Regions from separate parts of the Homo sapiens genome. Here region 2 is linked to region 1. Evidence: chromatin loops called from intact Hi-C (ENCODE). Cell type or tissue: CD14-positive monocyte. All regions are shown on one strand. Each heading gives the region's core, and the rest is flanking DNA. Links, peaks and the distances in the headings are about the cores only.

The links. A loop is a pair of places that touch in the nucleus more often than their neighbours do. Peaks named below come from ENCODE experiments on the same cell type or tissue, not always from the same donor. Only the 100,000 strongest peaks of a DNase experiment are listed, where the experiment ranks them.
Region 2: a loop joins it to region 1, with 2.4 times the contacts of the local background. A loop is called at or near these places in 6 of 110 quality-filtered maps.

Annotation. Positions count from the first base shown.
Region 1 is chr16:79,261,546-79,267,934 of GRCh38, forward strand. It overlaps a transcript of MAF not described here and the pseudogene RNA5SP431. Among named protein-coding and RNA genes, the nearest start is that of MAF, 340 kb to the right of the region's middle. In CD14-positive monocyte, for the core only: a CTCF peak has its summit at 541; DNase peaks (open chromatin) are centred at 2,106, 3,396 and 4,356; H3K4me3 peaks cover 631 bases; H3K27ac peaks cover 507 bases.
Region 2 is chr16:79,325,710-79,332,098 of GRCh38, forward strand. It overlaps a transcript of MAF not described here. Among named protein-coding and RNA genes, the nearest start is that of MAF, 270 kb to the right of the region's middle. RefSeq lists an enhancer at 2,498-3,373. In CD14-positive monocyte, for the core only: no CTCF peak of the experiment used is centred there; a DNase peak (open chromatin) is centred at 3,622; H3K4me3 peaks cover 2,707 bases; H3K27ac peaks cover 3,999 bases.

The DNA of each region.
Region 1 (6,389 bases), core at 518-5,517:
TCTTCATCCAAATAATCCGGGGGACTTCTCATGCCCTTCTCTGGGGGAAAGATGCCTCTATAGAGGAGACAATTAGAAGGAGGCCAGGGACACTGCAGAGGGACGGCCTGCCCCGCCTGTCAGGCTGGCTGCAGTGGAGCCCTCTTCTGGCCAGCCTTTGCCGCTTGCAGAGTGACAGGTTCAAAGAATGAGAAGTTCCTGCAGCAGATGGGAAAATGATGAGGGCAGGGCCTGGCCTCAAAGACAATTTCATTGACACTCCCATTAATCACCTTTGGCCCTGAGTCCTTGGGGGCGTTGGGGGTGGAGGTTAGTGGAAGGGAGGGGCCAGAATGCTCAACTAACTCAGTCCTCCTCCTGACAGTGGAGAGGGCTGGGAGAAGGACTCCATCTCTTAAGTTGCTCATATGGACTTTTCACGAGTTATTCCAGACTGGCTGCAGAAAACATCATGCACAATCCTAGGTGACATTCCAGGAGGGACCAGGACAGTCTGCCTGCCCCCAGGCAGTCACATTCAGGGCAGAATGGCCAGGGAGGGGGCTAATATTTGGAGAGTCCCTTCCGTGTACCACTCACCACAGCAGGAGCTTTACATATGTTGTCTGAGGTCATTGCCACGACAACTGTGCAGGATGGGTAGTTTTTGCAGATGAGGCCTCAGAGGTTTGGGGGACTGAGCTCCTTAGTGAGGGCCAGACAGCCAGTAGGTATCGTCACTGGAAGTCGAACTGGGCTCTTTCGAATTCTAAAACTCATGTTCTCTCTAATACTCACAGCCTTACTCTCTATCCAAAATAGACCTCTGGGCTCTGTGCCTAAAGCAATAGAAAATGTAGACAAAGGACATGATACTTGGGACAGAACTATTTTGGGATGTTTTTGTGGCTAGATGCTCTGGACCTGGGGAGAAAGCCTTAAGACAAAATCTGTTAGGTCAAGGGCCTCGGGTGGATACCTTATCTGTTTATGCAACCCATAGGGAAGGGAGCTCCAGCAGAGGATACAGCACACGCAAAGGCATGGAGGTGTGACAATGGCAATTTGTTCACAGCATGGAAATGAGAGAGGGGTGGACGTGCCCAGAGGGACGAGCTGGGCTGCTGGGCCCTTACAGTCTTACAGTTCCTTCTGTAAGAGCAGAATCTGCTCTGAGCCAGGCAGGATGCTCTAGGGAAGGAGTCAATGCTTGCACCATCCAGAGCCCCTTTGTTGGTAATGGGACTCAACTCCCAGCCAATCTAAATGGGAGACATTCTAGAAAATATTAGAGAGTTATCTAGAAGCTGGTGGGTGAACGGTATTGAAGGGGTGCAGAAATAACCGTAGCATTTTTTTGAAGAACTTAGGAGTGGCATCTTATTCTCTCATAATGTATGTTTGCAGCAGAGTAATGAGTAGGACAATCAGATACACATTTATCCCATAGCTCGTGTCAAACAAAAGGAGCAGGAATTCGGAGACAGTCATTTCACCCATAGGATGTGACTGATATTTTCCATATTGACACAGTGTGGCCCAGTGTTAATGCAGGTCATCAACACTCTTTTACCAAGTTTTTACCGCTTGCCAGGAACTGGGACTAGGCAGTGAACTAGGCAGACACGGCCTCTCATTGAACTTATAACCCTGGTATATCTAGGGAGGCCGGGAAATGGATAACTAAACGCATCATTGCATCCAAGAGTTTTGGCCAAGTCATTGCAACTTTCTCACGTTAGTCTTCATAGTCTTCAAACTGGGGAAATTTTCTAAGGGAAGTCAAGACAGAGATGGGGAATGGCTATCTATAGTTACAAATATTAACATAGCACTTTGGAGGATATGATTTGATTTCCATATCTGGAAGTGTCCTAAGAGAAGATATTATCTTTGTTCATGTTCTATAAAAATCCAAGAGTATTTGTAATTTGGGCCTGAACCATTTGTCCTTGTCCTAAAGGGGTGGCGCTCAGGCAGTGACGTTCTAAAATTTAACTTTGTTTCTTCATGCCAATACCTTTCCCCTTGTGGGGCCCAGGATTCTCTTTCCTCTTCTTCCGTTTTCTCTGTTCCTCATGCCAATCTTAGTCAAAGTGTCTTTGCTAATTTTGAAACCATAGGGTTTTTAAACCTGTCATTCTGTGTTTGCATGTGGAGTGGGGGAGGAGGTTGTCTCCTCAACCTTACTTTCCCTGGTAATTAGCTTGGAGATTCATGAGAGTTCATTGCCAGTCAACTCCACTTTTGTGACTGGTCTTCTGTCTGGCACCATGTACTTTCCAAGAGTTCTGCTCTTAAGCTGCAGAACAGGCATGAAGCAATCTCACTTTGTTGCCACTTGCTCCACAACCACCATTTCTAGGTGGTCCCACATCCCTTAATCCCTCTGGTCTCCTGAAAGACTGGTTCTGGTGGCTAGATGTTTGTTTTAGCCTAGAAGGAAAAGTCTAGATGTAAGCTTTCCTGTGGCAAGAGAGCCCCAAGACAACCAGTAGTCAAAGCAGACACATCCGCTGTGTCTGTAAATGGAGAAGACTCCAGGGGAATGGAAAACAGTCCCATGAAGATTGAAATCCCTCCTGTTCATGAGGCAGAATAGGAAGTGGAAGCTTTGAGAAGTGAGATCATATTGTAGGATCACATTGTAAGCAGAGCTGGGACTTGAAAACAGATCTTCCATCTCAGTCCAGAGGGGGCAAAAATAGAGAAACCTTAGCTTGAAAAACTCAGGGGATTTGGACAGTTGTAAGGGAACTAAAAACAACTGCCTGCCCTTGGAAATCTGCATGGCCTCGGAGACTGTGCTAAACACATTGGGTGTGTTCTTTTATCCAATCTTTACTGTAACTAAGCATTTTAATCAATGGCCAAGTCATCAGTTAGGTTAAATAACTTGCTCAAAGCCTTGCCCTGAGAACACAGCAGAGTCTATGGCCATACCATTCTGAATGTGCCCTATCTCTTCTGATCTTGTGAAGCTAAGCAGGGTCAGGCCTGGTTAGTACTTGGATGGGAGACTATGGCGAGGCTGAGCCAGGATTTGACCCCAACAGTTGAGCTCTATCCTCTCTCAAATGCTGCTTTTGCTGAGTCAGACAAAAGAATTATGGCTTTCCTCTTAAGACCTAGTCATCTTTTGGGAGATGTCTTTCTCCAGGAAGACCTCCCTAAATGCTCCAAGCCACAACCAGCACATCTCCCAGATACAAATGTCTAACCTCTAGGAAACTTACTCAGCAGCCCACCTCACCCCACCAGTTTCCCATGGATCTGAAGCTCCATGTCTTCAAGACAGCGGTTCCTGCCTTCGTCATACTTTTGAGTACCAGTTCCCTCCACCCCACAGTTCCCAAATTTTAATTCAGTACCAAATTCTCAGGAGACACTCAGAGACTTGCAAAGTCAAAGGGGAAGACTGAGAAAGGGAAGCTGTGGGAACCAGAACTCGCCTGTGACTAATGCTGATCTTTCACTGAAATCAACTCTTTAGGAAGCTCTTTGAAAAAAATCAACTAATTTTAAGTCAAGTAATTTTTTTTAACTCTACGAATTTCCTCATCTGCCATGGGAGGTAATATATTCAAAGCACCTAGGCACACATGGATATTGCATAAATGGAAGTCATTATTATTATTATTCAAGATCCATTAATTTCATTGGTCAGTTGAATAAGGATGTATTCCCCCTGTTTAATCTAAATTCATCAAGTGTAAGATGGTGGCCAAAAAGTCATGGTGTAAAGACAATACTTTAATCCTGACTATCATTCTTAGGCACATAAATCAGCCCTCTCTCTGAATTCTCTTAGTGTTTTCACTTGAGTCTCACTCCCCAATAGTTGGTTGTGGCAATGACTGACCTCCCAGCCTCCTCTCACTTCTCTCTTTCGCCAGGGTCCCGAATAAGTGACTCTAAGGAAGAAATAAGTACAGCAGTTCTCCCTTATCCAAGTACGATATGTTCCAAGACCTCCAGTGGACCCGATACCACAGATAGTTCTGAACCCTATATACAGTATATTTTTCCCTTGACATACGTACCTATGATAAAGATTAATTTAAAAATTAGGCACAGTAAGAGATTAACAGTAATAACTAATAATAACAGAACAATTAGAACTATATACTATTCATAATTTCACAAACAGAGGATTCACTGTTACCACAGATCTTAGCAATCTCAGCACACAATGTTTTTCCTATCCTTAAGTCCAGAACTTTCACCTTTTCCCCTAAAGGAAGCACTTTACAGCTTCTCTTTGGCATATCTGATTGCCAGCATCTCGACTCTAGTTCTTTGGGGCTACTACCAAATGAAATAAGGGTTACTTGAACATGAGCACTGTGATACGCAGCAGTCGAGCTGATGACTGAGATGGCTGCTAAGTGACTCACAGGTGGGGAGTGTCTACAGCAGGGATATGTTGAACACAGGGAGAATTCAACTTTTCTTTTTCTCCTTCCCTTTTCTTCCCTTTCCTCTCCTCTCCTTTCTTTTCTTCTTTTCTTTTCTTTTTCTTTTTCTTTTATTTCTTTGAGGTCTCACTGTGTTGCCTAGGCTGGTCTCGAACTCCTGAGCTCAAGTGATCCTCCTGACTTGACCTCCCAAAGTGCTAGGATTATAGGTGTGAGCCACCACAGCCGGCCAGAATTCATGTCTTGAGGGACAGAGCCAAAGCTGGAGGGAGCAGGATTTGATCACACTACTCAGAATGGCACACAATTTAAAACTTATAAATTGTTTATGTCTAGAATTTTCCATTTAATATTTTCAGTCCATGGTTGACCACGGGTAACTGAAACCCTGGAAAGGAAAACCATGGATAAGGGGGGACTACTGTAATATACCTTGAATCCAAGCCTTTAATAGAGGGGTTCTGAGGACTCCCAGAGCAAAGGGGTAGGTCCCAAAAGGCAATAAGAGCATCTCTGGCTGTTATTATCAAAGTCAGAAAGATGGAAAGAAAGAAGTTGATAACCAAGAAAAAAACAACATGGTGGTGTATGGAACACTTGGACTGGGTTGTCTTTCTGGAAATAGCCATATGCATGATATCAAGATCTTTCCTCACCTCTGATGCTGCACTTTTATTACTTATATAAGAATTAAGCTTCCAAGCTTCAACCAGCTTCTTCATCTTGAGACATGAGGGAGAGTAGGGTAGAGTGATGGATTGGGCTGGGTGGATTTATTTATAATTTGGTCATGTAATAAACATTTTTTGAGCAACTACTATGTGAGACACAGGATACTGGGCTTGGAAGGCAAGGCACCGAACATGATCCTGCTGCCTGCCTTGTTAGAAAAAGGTACCAACCAGTAATGCTCATGAAGAGGAGATGAGGAGATAGAAGTGTTCACAGGGTATCATGGTAATGACATGTATCTTTCCTTTGATTGCAGGGAGACTCACACATTCCTGGACTCAAGCACAGCATGGAGCACATGGCAGCTCTCAATAAACTGTTGTTGAATGAATGAGTTACCATAGTTATTTACTAGTCTGTCTCCACTATGGGGCTGTGAATCCATCCTAAGTAATAATTGCTTATGCATGTAATACACTATAAAGTCAGGATAGCTAAGAGACCCCAACATCTCAGAAGCCTAGAACAACAAAGTTCAATTTTGCTGAAGTTACAGGTCACCATGGATCAGCGTGGAAGTTCTGTCCATGAAGATTCACACTGATGAAGCAGCTGCCATCTTGGATGTGGTGGGGTATTGTGCCCATTATGAAAATCACTCTATGGAGGGTCCAGCTAGCACTTGCAGTTAGATCTGCCAGCCTGGAAGTGGTTCACGTGGTTACTGCTCAGGACTCACTACCCAGAACAAGGAGGAGAGGAGATACACGAAAAGTGTGAGCTCTGCAGATTGTTTTAGGTGTGTGTGTGTACGTGTGTGGTATGGGAAAGGAGGAGTGAATGGGCCAGTGAATGGGAGGAATCCCCTTTGCCCGCTGCTGCGGGGCTGTTGTTCTAGGGCCAAGTACCAAGTGTGAAGATACACAGAGGGATAATGGCAGAATGGCTCACGGCCAATCAGCTGGTGGCGGACAGTGCAGAGGCACTACCTCTGGGATGCACCGGGTAGTATGACATGGAGAGAGTTCTTCAGTCTTTTGGGCAAGACACTTCATCTTTGTGAGCCTCTACCTCCTCTTCTATGAAATGAGATTAAGATGAACACCTGCTTCAATGGTGTTGTCAGGAGTAAGGGGAGAACACAAAGAGTGCAGCGTACATGTGCCCAGTAGATGTTTATGATGAGGCCAGGGGACAAGGGTCTGGAGGGAGCTTCCTAAGTGACAGATTATTTCTTTCCACTAAGACTAGGAGGTGGGAGTGAGGATGGGGTGGGCTGGGGAATACTCCACCTGGCCCGTTCTCAGGTGCCTGGGGGTG
Region 2 (6,389 bases), core at 792-5,791, 64 kb after region 1:
GATGTGCAAAGTTAAAGTGAGAAGGCAGGAAGGCAGGAAGACCCAGTTCTTCACTAGCTTTTGTCTTATTCATCAAAGGAATGAGCTTAAACCAGAAAGAGCAGAACAAACATGGCTAGGAAGGGAACAGAAGATACGTGAAATGATACAGACGGCCCCAGTCTAGGCAAATGGATTCAAGTCTTCAAGGAAGGTATCTTACCAGGATCCCCACACTCTGATCTTGTGTGACACTGATACTCCATAACATTGAACAAGGAGAGGCAGATGAAAGGTTTAACCTGCAAGATCTTGCTTCTGACAACCAGGGTCTGACCACTGACTCCATCACTTAGCCTGTTGTGCCACCTTTGGCAACCACTTTACCAATTTCAACCTCAATTTTTAATCCACAAAATATAGTTTTGCCCATAAAGTCTGAAGACTTCAATAATTTATTATTTTTTATAGACTGAAGATTTTCTTGATGATATTATGCCTATTTCCCCTTGTTTCCAGAATTTATGCCTCCCTGCAGAAATAATAACAGTATCAACCTCATAGGGCTGTAGTGAGGCTTAAATGCACTAAAATGTATAAAAGTACTTATCATGATACCTAGCATACTAGGGGCTCCATAAATTTAAGATGTTTTGTCCAATCCACTTTCTAAAAAAGTTGATGAACAGGGTTCTACCCCCATTTAAACTTTTTCCATCCCAAATTGCAGCATTTAAAAATCTGCAATATATCTAATTTAGCACAACACCTATATTTAATGAATTTCTGTTGGATATAGCAACATTTTATACACTTCAACAGACGTGAGCACGACATTAAATTTTCTACACCCTAAATTAGTTTTAGAGACAGTAAACTAGGGCAGGGCTTGGAAAACTTGTTCTGTAAAAGGCCAGATAACAAATATTTTAGGCTCTGTAGATCACATACGGTTTCTGTTGCAACTGTTTAACTCTGCAGTTCCAGCAGGAAAGCAGCCACAGGAGTATGTAAATGCAGGAGCATGGCTGTGTTCCAATAAAACTTTATTTACAAAAGTGGATGAAGGCTGCATTTGGCATGCAGGCTATCGTTTGCTGACTCCTGACCTAGGGTGCTGAGAAAATTGGCAAATATCACCAGTAATTCTTGAGGCATCCAGAGACACAGGGTAGTATCTGGGAGCCTCTGAACAGGAAATGAATAGATTTTCAGAAAAGAGAAACGCAGATGAAGGATTCCAGATGGGATAAGCTGGATTTTGGTCCTGAGGCTGAGAATACCTTGCCCAAGGCAATTCATAACGTCCTAGCAGCTGTGGGGTTTGGACCCCGGCATTCTGGCCTCACAGTCTGCATACTGAACTACTGTACTTCACAGCCCCAGCCCAGAACAGGGGGTGGCATGCAGTACAGGGGAAATCTCTGGGTGTGAAGCAAAAGTGGATTGGATTTTTAAATTGTAAAAAGGTTTTTAAAAGCCTGCTTTCTAAAGAATGGCTTGGGGCAGGGGCTTTAGGGGGAAAACAGGGAGACCAGTTCGGTAGTGCCTGTGGTGGAGGGTATAGAACTAGTTCCCAGGCTTGGCACAACCCCTGACTTCTTGTACACATTCCCGTTTTCTGGGTAGTTCTCTCACAATGACATTTATTATCATATGGCCTTTGTTATCAGAGTTGTGCTTTATATTCTTAAAGCGCTTTTGCTCTTTGATGTACCTATTTTCTCATTGATAGTCTCTCTTGGAGGCAGATGGGTCTGGGGATGGCAGTGTCCATGCACGGACAAAGCCATGAGTTATTATAAGACAAGAGATAAAGCTGCAAGGTATTGATTTGACAAGGTCACATAGCTAGCTTTTGGAAAAACTTGCTATAGGTGAGTCAGCTCCACCCAGGGTGGCCCAAAAGTAACTAAGGTGGAAATAGTGTTTTTCTGGCTATCATTAAGCGTTCTCTCTCTCTATCCAAATGATACACATTTTTGTTCATCGTCATAATGTTGCTTGACAAGCCTCGTACTGTCGCAGGGACTGTGCCACAAGTGCTGACCGCTTTATCTCTTTTAATCTTCACAAGTCCCTGAGGAAGATACTCTTAGAAGCTGATCTTATAAAGGAGGAAACTGAAGCCCTGTCATTGACAAACAGGCATTTGCAATAACATTCATTCCTATGTAAATATCCTTTACAGAGTGTTCTTTCCATCACCATTTGATCGCCAGAAAATCCTGCTAGGTGCCAACCAGACTTACGTGCAAACCTTAGCTTTGCTGTTTCCTTAATGCATGATAACCTGAACAAACTCCTGAAATTCCCTTGAGCCTCAATTTCCTTCTCTGTGCAATGGGCATAAGAATTCCCAACCCTGTGAGTTGTAAGGATTAAGTGAAATAGCAAAAGTTGCTTTCATCCCTGCAGCATGCATTAAGAAAATCCTATGGAAGTGATTAGCACCTGACATAGGGTAGGTGCCTAGTAATATATTGCCGCCCTGGGAGTCTCTTATTTTTTCTTCGCTTATTTTCAGAGGGCATTGCCTGGCCAATATCATCCTCATTATATATAAGCTCAAACAAGTGCAAATCAGAGCTCCTTTTTTTTTAAAAAAAGAAATCAGGTTCTGCATTTGGAAGAGCCTAGAGACAAGGAAATGCAACTTGAGGCATTTAGGGCAACTCCAATTTTGGGGGCCACTTGGTTGTGCTGGAGAGGGAAACAGGGGCAAAAGGAGAATTTGAAATCCCCACAGGTTCCTGGGAAACAATGGAAGTCACAGGGTGGGGCCCTTGCATGAGAATACATTCTTTTGATTTTGTTTTGTCTTTCTGATTGGCTGCCAGTTTCTTAATGCAATATGAGAGCAAGAGGGAGCTAATTCTCTTCAGAGCCTAAAATCCCTCGAGCCGAGCTGGCACTTGAACGAAGACAAAGCTTATTGAGATTGGGCAGGGAAGTTGTCACTGTGTGATTTGGGAGTCTTTCATTTGGCCAATATAACTCCATTAGATTTTGGAAGTGAACCCAGGTAGCAGGGAGGGTTCTGGAAGTAACATTCTCCAACCAGCTTGTAATTAAAATGGAACCCTTTGAAGAACTGGTCCTCTCTCAATTGCTCCAGCCTCTCTCTGTCAGATTGAATGCCAGGAAGCCGCTGCCTTAAGCTTTGGCTAGTTTTCTGCCAAGGCGTTTAACTCTCAGTTTTGTGTTGCTTGTATTAGTGCTAAGGGCATAACTGGGTGCAGAATCTGGTACATCATTGCATCTGTCATTGTGTCTGTCTTTAGCTCTTCCTAATAACCACAGCTCTGAAACATGAAGGAGCTGTTTTGCAAGCTGTATCTTTCACACCCGCCCCCACTCACTCCGCAACTTGCCCCCTTCCTTCTGTGATTTTTTTTTTTTTAACCCATGTTTCACTTCCCACATTCTGGTTCTTGTTCTTCCTGGAGAACGGGACCAGGCAAGAAACACCAGGGCACATTAGGTTAAAGGAAACCTTATTTCCCCCTCTCTGCTAGAAAAGTCAGAGCTCTCAGAGTTGAGTGATCTTCAAAACCCAGTTCCTTATAAGAAGGGGGCTGCCAGTGAGTGACTGAGAAATGGATGGTAATAATCCGACTCTAGACCGACTAAACTGGAATTTGGAGAAGTGAGAGTTTGCATCAGTCTTTGCTTCCAGAAAGCTTTATATAGGAAGAAAGTGCCACGCAAATGAGATTTCACAACACCGGTATCTGGTAATTTTGGTTGCATTTCTTCTGGGTCCGTGGTGGAATTCACAGAGAAAAATGCAAGAGGGAAATTGTTGCATTGTAATCTGCTTTCCAAAATCTCCGTCTAGAGTCCCCCAAAATTAAAAAAACTGTACATTAAGCAACAAAGTGGAAAAAAGACATTATCCAGAAATATGATGGAAGTGGTTCATATCAGTCACGGTGTCTTCCCCCATCTGAATAACCCTCTAAACACCCTTATCTCCCACACTGTGTTAGGAATGAGAGACATCTGTTCATCTTCTGTAAAGTGAAAATAAAGCATCTTAGAAAACTGTACTATTCTTATTGATCTATAGTATATAATCTAATTAAAACCAGTATGCCTTCTACTTAAATACAGCTTCAAAACAAATTCAAAACAAATTTAACATCTCTCTCTTCCAACTCGATTATCTTTCCTACTCACTTCCTACATGGAAATGTTGGTTATATGGTTAATATCCATACAGCATAAAGAACAGACACACCATACAATAAACATTAAGTCATCATAAAAAAAAAACAGCAAAAGACTATGGATTAGGAAATGAGCAACTAATCAATTGGCAAAAATTCAACCTTACTGATTATCAAAGAAATTTCAACGCACCATTTTTTACTAATCAAGTAGCAAGTCTATTTTCATACCGATTTATTCAAAGCAGGTAAAAGTATGGGCTGCAAAGGCTCTCATCCTCCTGCCATATCCCAAGAGGGCAAAGGTTATCTACACATGCCGCCTGCAATCCAATTTTATGGTTCAACATTCTTTATGCCCAGATCATTCCAAGCATAATTTGACGCTAGTGGGCATTTTGTTTTTGAGAACAAAATGTGTATGTGGTAGATATGTTAAGGAAACTAAAGCTCCAAACCCCCTCAGTTGTATAGACTTCTTTGGAGATGCCAGGAAAGGCTCTTGCAATTTTCTATTTCTAATTTTGTTAGCAATCCAAACATTTTATAAGCTCTGAGTCTTGGAAATCCAGGCCCACCTTTGAGCAGAGTTGGAGGAATGGTGAGAGCCGTACAGGAATGCTCTGGCCATGATCATGGCTGGTAGCCTGAAGTTAAATCCAAAGGGCTTAGAGGAAGCCAAGAGAGGAGATACTGGGCCACCCACAGGGTGGGGAGGAACACCAGTGGGGAAAGACAGAGGTCAAGGCAGAGCAACCTGTATTGAAGATGTTCTGTTAGTGATCAAAGGGAGAGGTAGTCATCAAAACAGCTCCCCTTCACTGAACAGCCAGAAGGTGCCACGCACAGTGCTTACAAATTTGAGGCATGAACTTGGAAATCTGGCTCAGCTCCTCTAAGCAGGAATTGCCCTCCTCGGTGTATAAGTCAGGAATGTGTGGCTTGCAGAGATGAAGGGACTGGCTCCTGGTCACCCAGTGCCTAGGCAGTTGGTTAAAAGTTAAACCTGGCCAGGCCTGCCTGACTCCAAAATTCCCATCCCTTCTGCAAAGCCACCTTCCTTATTGGACAAAATATTGCAAACCCCGGACATGAAGGCCAACCCTGTGAGTGGCGAACAATGGTAAGAAGCCATGTAAAGCTGTAAAACAAGGAGAAAAATGAACCTCTGGGCTCAGATGGGAAATGGCTTCAGATATTTCAAGAAACAAAGTGGGTTTGTTTGAGGATTGAAGCACCTCAGTTTCCCATTTATTCCTAACTCAGCAAGTGGATCCACAATGAAATCAAGTCCCTTAACAAATAGAGCTAATGCAGGCCTAATCCCACATGGAAGATGAAAAATGTGTCTTAATCTTTTGCCTGGCCTGGAAAACTAGACCTTGGAGTGTGTGTGACTGCCACTCCCATCAGTCAACATATACAGGCAGGAAGACTTGGGGTGAGGAACGGGGTGGTGTTGGATGAAATGGCTTCAGAGAAACCTTAAATGCCAGCTGGCCCCGCTTAGGGCATCAGAGTCATTCCAGCTGAACTGAAACAAGTATTTCTTAATCTCCTTCACCCTTCATGGCTTGGACTCCATCTACTAACTTTGAAGTTTGCCTTTCTTTCTTGATGTTATGGACTTGGTTTCCTCATCTGTAAAATGGATCAATACAGAACAGAAGGTTTCCAAGACATCCACCGCTCTTCTTACACGAGCCACCCGCATCTCTGGCCTGGACCATAGTCATACCTTCTACCCGCCTCCCTGTTTCCTCTGGGCTCCATACAAGAGCCACAGACATCCTTTAAATGGCTCAGGCACAGCATGGGTCTCCAGCTCTTGGAGAGTAAGATCTAGACTGCTATGGCTCCACATTTCCAGTGTCTTCCCTGGCCTCCTTTCTGCCCCCATCTCCTGCCACTGTGGCCTCATTCCCTCCATTCAGAACCCACACTCCTATCCCTTTTGCCTAGAATGCTCCTCCTCAGATGCCCACCTGGCTCCCTACTTCTCTGCTCTAAGCATGTCCTCAACAAAGAGGCCTTCCCTGACCAACCAGTACAGTGGCATCCTATCTCTATCATTCACTCGACTTTATTTTTTAAAAGTAACATTGCTGTTTGACTTTCCATAGACGTAAAAGTTAATTTGTTCATTACCTGACTTTAGAACATCTGCTCTAGGAGGGCAGAAACTTTGTTTTTGTTTTATTCCTAGAGGAGTCCTTAGCACATGTTAGGTACTCGATA